Regions from separate parts of the Mus musculus genome. Here region 2 is linked to region 1. A link is a loop called in an ENCODE intact Hi-C map of the cell type or tissue named here. Cell type or tissue: left cerebral cortex. All regions are shown on one strand.

Evidence for each region. Peaks named below come from ENCODE experiments on the same cell type or tissue, not always from the same donor. Only the 100,000 strongest peaks of a DNase experiment are listed, where the experiment ranks them.
Region 2: a loop joins it to region 1, with 2.8 times the contacts of the local background. A loop is called at or near these places in 3 of 42 quality-filtered maps.

Annotation. Positions count from the first base shown.
Region 1 is chr13:93,788,712-93,796,711 of GRCm38, forward strand. It overlaps Arsb (arylsulfatase B), which reads left to right. Exons shown (of 8, transcript NM_009712.3): 2 at 1,328-1,514; 3 at 5,317-5,507. Mir5624 (microRNA 5624) reads left to right here and starts at 2,066; the gene lies at 2,066-2,126. In left cerebral cortex, a CTCF peak has its summit at 4,797; a DNase peak (open chromatin) is centred at 4,823.
Region 2 is chr13:94,353,969-94,361,968 of GRCm38, forward strand. Ap3b1 (adaptor-related protein complex 3, beta 1 subunit) reads left to right here and starts at 4,992. Exons shown (of 27, transcript NM_009680.3): 1 at 4,992-5,263. The coding sequence starts at 5,136. Gm9776 (predicted gene 9776) reads right to left here and starts at 4,955. Exons shown (of 1, transcript NR_045619.1): 1 at 2,779-4,955. In left cerebral cortex, no CTCF peak of the experiment used is centred here; DNase peaks (open chromatin) are centred at 4,610 and 4,991; H3K4me3 peaks cover 2,127 bases; H3K27ac peaks cover 1,376 bases.

The DNA of each region.
Region 1 (8,000 bases):
AGAGACAGAACATGAACCTAGGAAGGTGCCTAGAAGGTCTCTGGGACATCCCCACTGTGTGCCCAGTTAGTGCTGAGAGAGGAGTCTCTACAGAAGTAGACTTTTATTGTAAACAGCTTCATTGACATGACTAACACGTAATAAACTGCACAGACTCTAAGCATGGAAGTCGATCCACTTTGATGTGTAACTGTACCTGTGAGACCATGGTAGTGAGTTTATCATACTTTAGCATTTAAGGCAGCCCATGGGCTTCTTCTGCAGTCATTGCATCATTGCATCATGGGCACACCCTCCCCCCACGTAGATAAGATTAAAAAATAATGAAAATTAAAGAAAACTGAGCCAAATGCAAGTCTGTGAGTCTATGTGGTTTGACTAGTCAGCAATTTAAGTTTGAGAAAATCAGTGCTAACCGTGCATTTAGTTAGTTCCAGTGGAACTGTAGATTTGAAGTTCCAGTGTGCACTGTATTTGATAGTCATATACAAAACACATACTGGGAAGTGGCTCAAGAGGGTGAGAGATCTCTGGAAGGCTGTGGTCTCCGAGGAAGCAGAGCATTGGGAGGGAGGAAGATGATGGTGAAGCTTGGTGGCTAGCTTGATATACTGGAGAAGAGGGAACCTCAGCCGACTCATTGCCTCCACTGGCCTGTGGGGCCATTTTCTTAATTGCTAATTGGTGTAGCATTGGTCCTTCTGTGGACAGTGCCATCCTTAGACAGGTGGCCCTAGACCTCTGTAAGAAAGGTAGCTGAACAAGCCTGAGAAAGCAGCCAGGAAGTGGTGTTTGTCTGTGGCCTCTGCTTCCGTTCCTGCCTCAGCACCACTCCGGGACAGACTATAGTCAGTCTGTGAGCAAAATAAACTCCCAAGCACCAGTCAGTGGAATGCTTTTTAGAAAAGGCCAGTGTCTTTTCAGATTATGGTTTATGCAAAGTTGAGTAAGAAACACAAGCCACCAGTTTCGTCGTACTGTTAAATAAGACTTTCCAAAAAACTACCAAGTCCTCAAAGAATAGAGATGTTTCTTCTAACAGATTTCAACTTTTACATGCAGTGGTTTTGGAATCCTTTCCTTTGATAAAATAAATTATTGGTTCCTGGTGTAGTATTTGATAAATATTTGTTGAAAATATTGGTTTATTGAAATGGTTTTATTCATACGTTCAAATTCGATTTGTATCACTGAGGAATCGGCTTTTCAGAATACGCCTAAGCATCCAGACCCGCAGATCTGTCCCGTGACTTAGGCGGCTACTTTATTTTCTCCTTCGTGCTATATCACGGGCACTAATCCCCAGTTTTGTGTTTATCTCTTTAAGATCCATTTGGGCTTACAGCATTACCTCATCATGACCTGTCAGCCCAGCTGTGTTCCCCTAGACGAAAAACTCCTGCCCCAGCTTTTAAAGGAAGCAGGCTATGCTACGCACATGGTCGGGAAATGGCACCTGGGGATGTACCGGAAAGAATGTCTGCCGACACGCCGAGGATTCGATACCTACTTCGGTAATGGACATGCACACATTTCTTTAACAACACAGATCTACTACAGCCAGCTCATAAAATAACACCCAAGTATCATCAAACAAAATGACCAGAAACCTGAACACAGTAAATCAGGCAGCACCATAGTGGAGCTGCTTTCGGCTGTTATCCCCATAAGCCAGCTCTGTGCTGAGCGTACTCTGGGCATGCGCGCCCACAGCAAGACGGGGGGGGGGGGGGGGGGGCTTAGCCAGAGCGCTAAGGAAGAGTGTTAGGGACATTTATGTCAGAGACCACTGTGCGCTCTAGAATGTTCTTACCTATATTGAAGTTCACATATTTTCCCCCTATGGACTGTGTTCTCCAGGGGAAGACTAGCTCACCTTACCTGGGCATCTTCTCCCACCTAGGAGCTCTGCTTCCAAAATTACTAGGTTGGAGAAGATCGATTTAAAAAAATTAATAACAACAACAGAAAAAATGGTACAAGGAACTAACCAAACAATAACAAGAGAACCCTCTGAAATAAATATGAAACCTGAAGTTTGTTTTAAAACATGACACTTTAAGCCTATTGTAAACTCTGCCTTAATTTAGTTAGGTTATTCTAATTAAGGCAGAGTTTACAATAGGCTTAAAGTGCCACTAACTGTGTATCTTTCTGTTAGGGTCTTTTTCTATTGAGCTATATTTCTGCCCAGCTACTTAGTAACCTTCCTCCTGCCATCTGCTTCTTCCAAACTGAATGCGTACTTAACATAAAGCATCTAAATAGAATAACACAATTGGAGCAACCAGTAAGACATGCTATAATTTAAATGCACTATAGATGCATGGCTCTGGGAGCACTCCACATCTAAGATGGGAGACTTCTTATGTTGGAAAGGAAGAGGGAGGGAGGGAGGGAGGAGGAGGAGGGAGGAGGAGGGAGGGAAGAATATGCAGGAGTGTGTATCACAAGGGTACAGTAGGTATTAGGGAAGAGCAAAGCTTCTTCCAGTTCGCAGCAGTCAGAGGAACTTCCCCTTTGGGAGAAGGTAAAGGGGTGGGGGTGGGGGTAGGGTCTCGGTGCTTAACTCTAATAAAAAAGTGATGGCTTTCTTGTAGATTGTTTTTAGGAATCTGTTTCCAAGCAAGGTAAGGCCAAATTCAGTGCAAAGGAGCGGATCTGCATCTGCCCTGAACCCATGCGGCCAAGCACTTAGCCCTAAAGCTGAGGTCAAGATGCAAAGAAGTCAGCCAGGAGAGCATGTGTGTCCCTCTCCACCCGTGGCATTGCAGCACCACTGGCCAGCCGTGACATTATTTCTAGCTGAGTCTAAATAAGTCTTCAGTGTCCTTGAATGGCTGTTAGAAATCAGCCTTCACTGATTAACATCTTCGAAGATCTAGAGGAATGGCCTGTGCCTTGGGAACTTTTTTCATGCAGGATGAATTGATATCTGTCCTCTGATAGACTGTGGATATTTAGAATCTTTATTAAAATCCAAGTTGCATGCTTAGCAGCCTAGGTGGTTGGACAGGGGGGCAAGAGCTCACTCAGTACAGTAGTTGCAGCAGTGACCTTGATTTGATCCCTAGAACCTGAGTAAAAAAAGCTGGGTATCATCTAAGCTTTGAGTCCAGGCTCCAGGCTCAAGGACAGTGGAGGTGGGGGCATCCCTGGGGCTCACTGTCCAGGCAGCTTAGCCTAAATGCCAAACCAGGAGAGAACATGTCTCCAAAAACAATGGGAATAGCTCCTGGCAATGATGTCAGGGTTGTCCTTTGACCAATGCACATGTGCACACACACACACACACACACACACACACTAAAAACTTTACATAAAGGGCAGAAGTCATATTCTTGTATGAGAATTAAGGTTCACCCTGGACCTGGATAGACAAATACCCACATTTGTTATTTGTCTATACTGGTTTGGCCAAGTATTTGAGTTCTAGCTCTACAGTTCTTCTATTTTTAATATCATTTAATATTTATGGTTCCTATAACCAAACATATCCTGTGCCTATATCTTCCCCAGTGATAGTTTATATTAATGGAAAGGAGTGTGAAGTGTTCTCTCCAAATTCTAATACTAAGTAGATGTTAAAAACCCAAACTACTGGCTTGATCACTCTAATCACCAAGGTAAGGTTGAGGTAGTTATTTGTGTGTGTGTGTGTGTGTGTGTGTGTGCGCGCGCGCGCGCGTGCGTGCGCGTGCGTGTGCGTGAGAGAGAGAGAGAGAGAGAGAGGGGGAGGGAGAGAGAGAGAACACAAACGTGTAGAGGTCTGAGTCAGGACAGCTTTCAGGAGTCCGTTCTCTTCTTCCTCTGTGTGGATCGCAGGGATCAGACTAAGGTTGTTAGGTTTGGTGGCAAGCACCTTTCCTCATTGAGCCATCTCACCAGCCCTGAAATTATTTTTTTTGTGAATACAATTTTTTCTATTCCATATTAAGTAGTAAATATGTTGGATTTATTTCCTATAAATATAGATAAAATCACACAATAAGTTATGTTGATGTCATATACTAATTATATTCAGGACCTTGAACTTATTTGATCATGAAAAATAGTTAATCTAAAATCAATTGAATTATTACATAAGCTGTATAAGACTCTTTAATTGTCACTGTATACAAAATTCATGAGAAAGGAAAGAGCTAGGCCCATTTTTCATCATTTTAAGACTAAAAGGGAATATATTTAAGAATATAGCTAAGAGCTCATCAAAGTTTATTTCTTTTTAATAGCTTTATTAGGGTATAATTCATATACTATACAGTTTACCCAATTAACGTATTTAATTTAGCGATTTTTAAACAATGTGAGAGATTGTGCCATTATCACCACAATTCAGTTGTAGGAAACCACACACACACACACACACACACACACACACACACATGTATGTCACAAAAAGAAACCAAATCCCATGAGCAGTCATCACGGGCCTCCAGGCAACCAGAGCCCTGGGCCATCCGTCACTAACCACTTTCTGCCCTCTGTTGATTGGCCTTTTCTGAGCAAGTCTGTCAATTTAATCATAATATGCAGCCCAGCTTATTTTCACATTTTCAAAACACGATCACTTGCAGAACAACGATTAGTTGGGGCGTTTCTGTTTCTCCTGTGCTTTCCTCTTTGTTATGGGATCTGGGCTCTAGAAACAGGGGAGTTGACAGGCCACTGGGCTCAGTAAGCACTGCATCTCTGAGCAGCGGGGCAAGGTTCACAGTCTAGACAGAATGCTGCTCTTTGATCTCTGGGGCTGCTCAGCTGGGATAGAGAGCTTGTATTAGGAAAGGTTTATATTTTTCCACCAGTGGGTGTCAGCATTTGACTAAATATAACTCCGGCAAAGGCCCCGTCCATAAATAACCACAGAAATCCATCTCCCAACCTCAGTAGCAACAAATGACACGATCTGAACCCTGTTTTTAGTATTTTACAAGTAAAACCTTGTAACACATTAGTGGTGCGTTATCTTTTTTCTTAGGCAATTTTAAAGAATTAGCATCTGGTTGCTTCCTGAACTTAAACTCTGATTTCTAAAAACCTTTTCCCACAGATCAACCATGTATAAAGAGTTGACAAGCGAGAACAGATGCTCTAAAAGACTCAAGTGAGGAAGGGCCTTGGATTTCCATGTAGTGCCATTTCAGTGGTGTCTCTAACAAATATAGAGATGTTAAGAAGAGAACCCTGATTAGCCCTGTCATTTGATTAGCCTCGTCATGGGCAATCAGTTGCATTAGGCAATTAACTGCTGGAACATTCGTTTGCCTAACAAGCTTTCTGCCATGCCGACTGTTTCTTCTCCCATTCTTCTTGCAGGATACCTCCTAGGCAGTGAAGACTATTACACCCACGAGGCCTGTGCGCCGATTGAGTCTTTGAATGGTACCCGCTGTGCGCTTGACTTAAGAGATGGTGAAGAACCTGCAAAAGAGTATAACAATATTTACTCAACAAACATATTTACCAAAAGGGCTACAACCGTCATAGCTAACCACCCACCGGAGAAAGTAAGGCTTCCTCCTTTAATATTGTCAAAATCTTGTTGCTTCCAAGGGAGTGTGTGTGTGTGTGTGTGTGTGTGTGTGTGTGTGTAATATAACATTTTAGAGCATGTTCCAGTTAGCCAGAAAGGGAAGGTTGTTAGAAGTGAAGAATTTGGATCTTCCTCAGGTCTGGGAGAAAGTACTTAGGAACGCCCAAGAGATGAGTCTCACAGGAAGGGACCCTGGGCTGCAGATGGAGGAAGGCTGTCTGTCCTTCAGCATTTCAGTGGAAACCCTGCTCACTCTTATGATGCTTTATGTGTGTGCACAGTAAGTGGTTAGCAAAATCAGGCTTCAGGATTCCAGACAGGTGTCTGTGCTCGAGGCAGGGCTCCGTTGGGAAGAAGTGTTGGGAACTCAGGGGCTAGAGAAAATCCTCTCATTCTATATTTTTCTCTTCAGGATTATTTTGGTTAGTCTTAATCTTTTGTATCCCCATGCTAATTTTAGAGTAGGTTGACCAATTTTTACTAAGAAAACAGAAGTTGGCTGTTTGATTGGTTGGTATTCACTGACCAACTTAATGGAAATGACCGTCTTAGCAATACTGGGTTTTTACAATTAATATGCATGGTATATTGGTTTTTACAGACACCATAGGCGCCTATCAGGTATGTCACGTGCAGACTTAGCTGCAGGTAGGAAGAGAGAAGAGTTGTGAGAAGTCTTAAATGCAAATTGTCTGGATTCAGCACATAGGTGCTTTGGGAACAGAGCAGATTTTTGTGTTGTGAGACACTGGGCTCAAAGCGTGTCCTTATGAAGAATTGTATTAGCACACTCACAAAAATTGGCCTTCAGTGGGACATGGAAAATTTGAGAAAGTGTCCAGGTCCTTCCAGTTCTCTGCACTTTGTCTCTTTGACGATGCGTGAACCCTCAGCAGGCAGGGTTCTGGCTTGTGTATCTGTTCAGACTTAGTGACCTGCTAATGACTCTGTCTGCTACGGAATCTTCCAAGCTCTGTCTTCTATACTCTCAGTCAGTATGAGGGATTCTCCCTGGTGGCTGTTCTCAGTTTTGCCATACTTTAGGTACTTAAGAGCTGACATCGTCACCTGACATCTCTAGGTAACTATGTCTGCCATGAAACATGAAGAAAGGGGAGCATTCTCTCAAATGTTTAGAAACCTGCACATTTTAAGTCTAGATTTAAAACCAGAATGGTTGGTGGGCTAGGAAGGTGGCTTCATATAACATTAAATGGATAAGAAGATGCAACTGGGGTGAAATAGTTCTGTGGGGAGGGGGAGTTATAAGCTGGGGGCTGTGGGGAAAGGCTTGAAACCAAGGACAACAGGAGGCCCTAAGAGCCCGTGCACCACAAAGAGGTATTGTTAGCAATGGTGCCTCTTGCTGGCTGTATTATAGCTCTTAATTGTATGTGAGGCATTTTATGGATATGGCCTAATACCAAGAAAGCCAAAGTAAGGCTTTCAGGGAACTCTTTATTATCCTTTGATAGAAGGATAGAAGACACGCTGTTTGTTTAAGCAAACAGGCTTGGAGAAATGAAGTGACTTGTTCAAAGCCACGGGACTGTGTGAAGTCAGAGTCAGGATGTAACCTCTCACTTTGGACTCCAAGAGCATCTGCCTTTATTCGCCATCCCTAGTCACAGCTCGTGCAGAGATGTTGAATCCCAGTTCATATTCAGCTCCACAGTCCCGGTCTTGACAGCATATTAGGACCTCCTGGGACATTTGGAAGAAATAGTGATATCAGATATTGTAAGGCATTAATATTTCATCCCCTTATCAGTGATTCTCCGTGGTGTCCATGGTGCCGCTATGGAGATCCTGTGCACTCAGGATGGTTCCGTGAGTGTTAGCTTGATGCTCTCACAAGTACAAAGACAAGCAGATGCCAGCTTGCTGGTATTACGGGCTCACAATCTGATCTAATCATGCAACTCTATGCAGCAGAGATAAGCTGTGCACAATACAAAGTTATTCTTACTGCCTGGAGATGCTCAGCACACACAAGTCTTAATGAGCGTTCTGCTTGTCTACGTGTTCAGACACAGTGACCTGCCAGTGACTCCTTGTCTGTTTAGAACCTTCCAGGCTCCATCTTTGCTATTTTACTCAGTTTGAGGAATCTTCCCTAGTGACTGTTCTCATCTCCCCTGGTGACTGGTCTCGGCTTTGCCACACTTTGGATTTTTAAGGGTGTAATGCTGACATCTCTAGGCAACTATGTCTGCCATGAACCATGAAGAAGGGGAGCAATCTCTCAGATATTTAGGGATGTGTACAAAACAGTATTGTCTCCTGGTGCCCTCATACCACCAAGCAGCTACCAGGAAGCGTCTGTGGAGAAGTGGTTCCTTGTGGGTGGGCAGTTAAACTGGGCTGGTGGAGAAGGCACCAGAACCGAGGACAGTCACAGGCCTTAAGAGCTCACATCCCATGAGAGGGGTGCTGTTAACATGGCACTGCTCATAGATAGCGTTAC
Region 2 (8,000 bases), 570 kb after region 1:
TTTCTGGTCCAGTCTATTTGGAGTTCTGTAGGCTTCTTGTATGTTCATGGGCATGTCTTTCTTTAGGTTTGGGAATTTTTCTTCTATAATTTTGTTGAAGATATTTGCTGGCCCTTTAAGTTGAAAATCTTCATTCTCATCTACTCCTATTATCCGTAGGTTTGGTCTTCACATTGTGTCCTGGATTTCCTGGTTGTTTTGAGTTAGGATCTTTTTGCATTTTGTATTTTCTTTGATTGTTGTGCCTATGTTCTCTATGGAATGTTCTCTATGGAATCTTCTACACCTGAGATTCTCTCTTCCATCTCTTGTATTCTGTTGCTGATGCTCGCATCCATGGTTCCAGATTTCTTTCCTTGGGTTTCTATCTCCAGCATTGCCTCACTTTGGGTTTTCTTTATTGTGTCTACTTCCCTTTTTAGGTCTTGGTTTCCTTACCCGGGAAAACTAAAGTCTCTGTGTCTCTGACCAGCTATTAGCCACAGGCAACTTTATTTACCAATTATAACCAACTGGAGGCAGGGACCTCCAGCGTCTTACATGTTGAATTCTAAGGAATTTTTTTGCAACACAATTAATGTAATAGAAGCAATAAACCCAATCCCCAACACTGTTGCTGTGTTAAAATGCCCCAACAAAAGCTTAAGGGAGGAGGATATACTTTGACTCACAGTGCCAGAATACAAGCCTGTTACAGTGGGGACGTCAAGGAAGCAGGGGCTTGAAGAAGACAGTAATGTGATACTCTCAGTGAGGAAATAGAGTGGTCAGTGGGTGCCATTGCTCAGCATTTCTGTTCAGATGTCTCCCAGTGATATAGTTCAGGATCTCACTCAGGATATGGAACCACCAACCACAGTCTTCCTGTCTCAATTAAAGCAGTTAAGATAATCCCTCAAAGGCATGCCTGGAAGCTCACTTCTCAGGCGACTCTGGGTTCTGCCAACTTGACAATCAACATCAATCACCACGTTCTCACTATGTAACATAGCTGGCTTCTAACTTCCTACTCTCTTACCACTGTCTCTGAGTGCTGAGATTATAGGTGAGGTGTGCACTACCATTCCTGACATTCTACCATAGAGGCAAAATTTATTTAATTCTATCTTTCTATCTATCTATCTATCTATCTATCTATCCATCCTCAAGATTTATAGCTATTTGTTCTCTGCTGACTTTAGGATCTACGTCTATTTGTACTTAGCTGGGCTAGTATTTTCTCACAGAGGCAAAATCTTTATGCCAGCAAGCACTTAAAGCAGTTAATGTTCAAACAAGGTCACTTCAAATATCTATCTATCTATCTATCTATCTATCTATCTATCTATCTATCTATCTATTGATCTATCTATGTATCTATCTATCTAATTTTGAAATGTGGTCTTACATAATCCTGGAACTCATCTAGGCTGGCCTTGAACTCATAGAGATTCTCCTGCCTCTGCCTCCTGAATGCTGAGATTAAAAACATGTGTCAACACTGCCGGCTGTTTGTTTGTTGTGTTTGTTTTAAGGTGTGGTGCTTGCTCCGTATACCAGGCTGGCCCAGAAAAAGAAGGTGGGTGCTCTTCTTTATCACTTTCTGCCTAGTTTCTTTTGGTAAGGTCTTTTTCCAACTTGGAGCTTGGTTTTCTCAGCAAGGTTTGAAACCAGCAAGCCCCAATTCCTTCCTCTGCCTAGGTCAGAACCAGTGCTATAGCCATGTGCTGGACACTTGGCTTGTGATATGGGTGCTGGGATACAAACTCTGGTCCCCTTAACTATGCAGCAAGTACTGTCAGCTGATGAGCCCTCTTTGCAACTCTCCCCTGGCCTAGGACATTTGGCGGCAGATTTTTGATGAATTTTTAAAGTTTTTTTTTTTTTTCTTAATAGTTAGTTTATTCAGATTTCTGCTTTTTCAAGTTTATAACTTATGCAAAATAAAGTTTGCATGCTGTCTTAGTCAGGGTTTCTATTCCTGCACAAAGATCATGACCAAGAACAAGATGGGGAGGAAAGGGTTTATTCAGCCAACACTTCATGTTGCTGTTCATCACCAAAGTAAGTCATGACCAGAACTTAAGCAGGTCAGGAAGCAGGAGTGGATGCAGAGGCCATGGAGGGATGTTCTTTACTGGCTTGTTTCCCCTGGCTTGCTCAGCCTGCTCTCTTAAAGAACCAAGACTACCAGCCCCCAGATGGTCCCACCCACAAGGGGCCTTTCCCCCTTGATCACTAACTGAGAAAATGCCTTACAGCTGGATCTCATGGAGGCATTTCCTCAACTGAAGCTCCCTTCTCTGGGATAACCCCAGCTGTGTCAAGTTGACACACAAAACCAGCCAGTACACCGCGATCATCAAATCATTTTGTTACTACTTCATAACTGAAATTTGCTACTGTTATGAATCATATTTGTAAATATCTGATAAGCAACACCTGCAGGACTTGTGACCCACAGGTTGAGAACAGCTGCTGTATGGGGCATTTTCTTAAGTAGTGATTGATGTAGGCCTAATTTTTTGTGGGTGGTGCCATGCCTGGCTGGTGGTCTTACGTTCCATAAGAAAGCAGGCAGAGCAAGCAATGGGGAGCAAGCCAGTAAGCAGCACTCCTCCATGGCCTCTGTATCAGCTCCTGCCTCCAGCTTCCTGTGTGAGTTCTTGTCCTGACTTCCTTCAATGATGGACAGTGATATGGAAGCATAAGTCAAATAAATCAGCCCTTTCCTTCCCACCTTGCTTTGGTCATGGTGTTCCATCGAAGCCATAGAAACTAAGACACACAGAGAGAAAATTTTATGTTTTTCTAAGGAACACAGGCTTTATATCTTATATAAAATATTCGAGGAAGGAGGAAGAAAATAAGTACTCAGTAATGTTTCTTGAGAATCATACAGCCTTGATACCCCACACCATCGAAGGACAAGGTAAACAAAATAAACCAAGACTTCCCCAACAACTTTCCAAAGTATAGGTCAACTGTTTACATGAGTCTGTATGAAAACAAAACAACCAATGAAAATAAAGCAGCTTGTTTAAAGAATGAAACTTGAGAATGGGCCCTTTTCAAGTGGGGTGTGCTGGTGCGTGGCTATAGTCACAACATTGGAAAGTTAAGGCAGGAGGATTGCAAGTTCGAAGCCAGGCAGGACTACAGAGTGAGACCCTGTCTCTAAAAACAAAATAAACCCTTTCCATAAGAAAATGAACTATTGTGGGTGGGTAGGGGAGCAGGACGGGGGGGGGGGGCCTCTGGGGGGGTATAGGGAACTTTCGGGATAGCATTTGAAATGTAAATAAAGAAAATATCTGGGCTGGTGAGATGGCTCAGTGGTTAAGAGTGCTGACTGCTCTTCCAAAGGTCCCAAGTTCAAATCCCAGCAACCATGTGGTGGCTCACAACCATCCGTAACGAAATCTGATGCCCTCTTTTGGAGTGTCTGAAGACAGCTACAGTGTACTTACATATAATAAATAAATAAATCTTAAAAAAAAGAAAATACCTAATAAAATAATAATAAAAAGAAAATGAACTATTCAAGATAAATTGGATTAACATGTCCATGTGAAAAAAAAACTCACATGAAAGATAATCATATTCATTATCAACATGAATATAAAAATTAATTAGAACACAAAAATCTATATCACATTATGACAAAATTATGAGAATGTGAGGAAATCCCTCTCATACGTAAATGGTAGGAGAGCAATTTAGAATATCTAGTAAAAGCGTTTACATTCCAAAATAAAAACAATTATATACTCAGGTATATTTTGTACTGAGGATGTGTTCACATTGTCATTACTTGACAAAATAAGCAAAGCCTAGTGTCTTCCCGTAGTAAATGAATTTATCCATGCACACCACTTAGTATAGTGTCTGGGGTATAAGCTAAGCATCATATAACACCTTGTTATGTATCATCACCATCGATCAGTCAGTCGTAGGAGAGATTCTACAAATCTATCAATATCATCAACACTGGGAAGAAACATATTTGCGATGCTCGAACACTGTCTGGATAGGTGTATTGAAAAGCTAATTAACCGCCAACGTTTGGTCAGTTTGGAGGCTGATTGCTCCTCTCTCTCCTAGCACTAAGGAGGAGCGTGTTTTCCGAGAGACAACGCAATCTTTCAGTCAAGTCGAGAAATCTTGGTGGGACCTTGGTGTTTGCCTGGTGCTACCCTTGGGTTTTGGTGATTTGCTGCAGGGCTGCAGGTATTCAGTCCTTTCTGGACCGCATGTGTAGGGAAAGAGGAACGAAGGAACGGTAGTCACCAGGGAGGCTGGTGAGGGTCCTCTTGGAAAGCTGCCCGGGACAGAAGGGTTGCAGTTCTGCAGCCAGAAACCATCCCATCTTGCTGCTTAGGTGTTGTTGGAAAGCCACTTGCCCAAGAGTGGAAGCAGGCGGCGCTCGGAGGAGAGCGCACTCCAGCTTCTGGCCCAGGCTTAGCTCGCGGCAGCTGACTGCGGGCAGGACGCAAGCCTCGAACTTCAAGTAAGAACCTCGGGCCCCAGGAAAAACTTAGGCAAAGCTTGCAGGCGGATGATCGCCTCCGCGCAGATCCTGAAAGCCTCCTCCGAAGGAGGAGCTTTCACGTCTAGAACGTCAGGCCACTCTGGCTGTGAGAGGGGCGGAAGCCAGCCTCGAGGGCTGAGAGCTTGTGGCCGCTGAAGCCAAGTTCTTCCGACCTGTGCACCGCGTTTCAGGAGCCATCGGGGAGCGATCAGTGGACAGCAGAAGAGAAGCAACGAACCCTGGAGGATCTGAGATCTCCTCCACCAAAACGCATCCAAGGGCCTCATATCCAGTTCTTTACGTGCCCACGACTCTCCGGCTGACCCGGTGCAAAACCCCAGCTTCCTGTTAAGGGTCCCGAGTGTAGCTTCCCGGCAGCCCCTAACACCCGGAGCGCGACAATCTAGCGCACCGGGAGCGGCAGGCGCGGGCCCGCACGGACACAGTGCGCACGCGCAGGGGGTGGGCCGCCCGGTCAGCCGGAGCAGTGACGAGCCCGGAAGCGCCGGCGCGCGCCCCCTCCGCCCCAGAACTAGTTTGGTTCGGTGTCCTCCGAACGCCAGCCATCCGTAGAGGACCCCGCACGCTCTCTCCCGCACCCGCCTGCTGGCCAGCACCGCCCGCGATGTCTAGCAACAGTTTCGCCTACAACGAGCAGTCGGGAGGAGGGGAGGCGGCGGAGCTCGGGCAGGAGGCCACCTCGACCATCTCTCCCTCGGGCGCCTTCGGCCTCTTCAGCAGCGATTGGAAGAAGTGAGGACCGGGGTTCGGGGTGCGGGAGCGCTGCCGGGACGCGAGGCGGCCGCCCGGGCTGCTCTCGGTTCCTGGGGAACCTCCCTGCCGCCCCCGCTGCGGTGGGTCGGTGGGTGGGTGGGTGGGGGTGGCCCCGCCGGGTGCGGGGCTTGTTGGGGACGTCTGGGGACGCCCAAGGCGGCGCCTGTGGTCTTCAAACTTTGGTGTGTGTGGGGGGGAAAAAGCAAACCAGTTGGTGAGCCGAGGTTCCACTTCCCAAACCGTTGACTGAGTTGATCTGGGCTGCGCACAGGAGTTTGAATTTTGAACTTCTAGTGAATTTGAGGTCTACAGGATCAGACCTCGAGAAAGTCATTTATTTAAAGGTGACGAGGGTATTTGGGGAAGGGAGTGGGGAGTGGGCCTGCTGCTTATTGGGACCCTATAATGTAGGGACTAAGCGGTGGTTTGGGGGTTTTGTATAAATGACAAACTTATTTTTTCTACCACCTTTGGCGTTTTTCATGTGATGATCTTTGCACCAGGGTACTTCCCCGCCCCCACTGAAGCACTGAGATAATATTTAAATAGAGTGTTGTTGTGAACCAAACCCAGTTCTAGTTCTTTACAAATAGTATGAATTTTAAAAATAAGCACCAACCGTGTATACTGATTTTTGTAAAAAGTTACTTATGGTTCGCGTCAAATACCGCCAAGAATTGAAAACATCCTTAGCGGGTTCTGTTTTAGTTTGGGTTTTACATTTTGGCGTGTTGATGGGCTGTGGATAAATGTACAGAATTATGACAACTTAGATTATTTGTCGTTCCCCTCCCTTTTCTTTCTGACAGGGTCTCACTGTGTAACCTTGGCTGGCCTGGAACTCACTAGGTAGAGCAGGCTAGCCTGAAACTCAGAGAAATCCTCCTGCCTCTGCTACTCCAGTGCACACACCACCATGCCATTACACATTCTTTTTAAATTTTTGTTCTCTTATTGTTACGCAGTATAGTAAAACATAATAGACTATCACTAGATTCTACCCACTTAAGGTAAGGAAACTTGGTTGATAGTTTTATGGATATTAAGAGGTGTAACTAAAATAATAATTGGTGGGGAAGGTGGTTAGAGACAATCTTGTTCTGTAGCTCAGGTTGGCCTCAAACTGGAACTTGCCATTCTCCTGCCTCTGCCTCCCAGGTGCTAGTAGCTGAAATTGAGATTAAGATTTGACTCTATTGATTAACATCTTGTATAAAGCATATTAATTATCTTTGTGTTCATTATTTTCAGGATATGAAAGTGTAAAACATAATAGATGTCTTCTGTCTTTGTGTGCATTTGTGTGACTGATTGATCCAACAAGGAGTTTTTGGTAACTCCACATTTCCCTCAGTAGAAGGTCTCAGTTGTTGAATTTGCCTGTGACTTGGGGTACACTTAGTCAGCCTTTCTGACGCGTAAGCATCTGAGGTGTTTTTTCCTTTTCTTTTAGATCATGTAAAAGCTTGGGCCTGATTTGGGAAGAATGCATGGCTTTCTAGTGCAGTTGATGTTAGAGTTGAGTTACAAGGAGCTAACATTGAATGCTTGTGCATGGGTATTCATAATTATCATCTGCAGTGTGTTTCTACATTGCTGGAGCTTTGCTTAGGTAAGTGCTCTGCCTCCGAGCTCCATCCCTGGTCCTCCGTCCTTAGTGGGCTGTTACTGGTGCTTCTCTGATTCCACATTATGGGTGAGGAAATTGGAGTCCAGTTGGTTAATTTGCCCAAGGTCACAAAGCTGTCAGAATTTGAACCTAGCTAGACATTATCATCTCTGTTCTTTCTTTAATGTGTTTGTTTGCATATGCTATTAACTACTTGAAATCAATGCTATTTTTAGGGAATGCATACAGCTCACCAAAAGTTTAAAACTTGAAAGTTCCAAGACAGCCAGGGCTATACAGAGAAACCCTGTCTCGAAAAAAAAAAAAAAAAAAAAAAAAAAAAAGAGAGAGAAAAAACGTTTGTCTTTTGAGATAGGATCTTACTATGTAGCCCAGGCTGGCCTCAAACTTGTAGTCCCTGCCTTAGGCTCTTGCATAGCTACTATATGACCTTGAAGCTTTCAGGAGTTGAAACACTGGCTACTGAGCTGCAGCCTGATAGAGCTAAGTGTGTAGGAAGCAGCAGACTCCTGTTCTGGAAGTGGCCACTTAATCTCTCCTGAGCGCCGGTTAAAAACGTTTGTCTTAGCCGGGCGTGGTGGCGCATGCCTTTAATCCCAGCACTCGGGAGGCAGAGGCAGGCGGATTTCTGAGTTCTAGGCCAGCCTGGTCTACAAAGTGAGTTCCAAGACAGCCAGGGCTATACAGAGAAACCCTGTCTCGAAAAACAAACAAACAAACAAACAAAAAAACAAACAAAAAAAAAGAGAAAAAACGTTTGTCTTTTGAGATAGGATCTTACTATGTAGCCCAGGCTGGCCTCAAACTTGCAGTCCCTGCCTTAGGCTCTTGCATGCTTGGATTTATAGGTGTGGCCTATCACACCCAGTTCCTTTGCTCTACTTTCAAAGTTACTCTGAAAGAGCTTCTTTTCCTTTTGTGTTTACTTTAAGATCATTTCAGGTTTTTTTTTTTGCCCCAGCCTTTGTAAGGAGAACCACTCTTTTTATGTAGAATCACTAATTATTATTTTAGTTTTTCACTTTTTACTTACTTGTGTTGGTGTGTGGGTTTGTATCGTACCCACGGAGGCCAGAAGAAGGCATT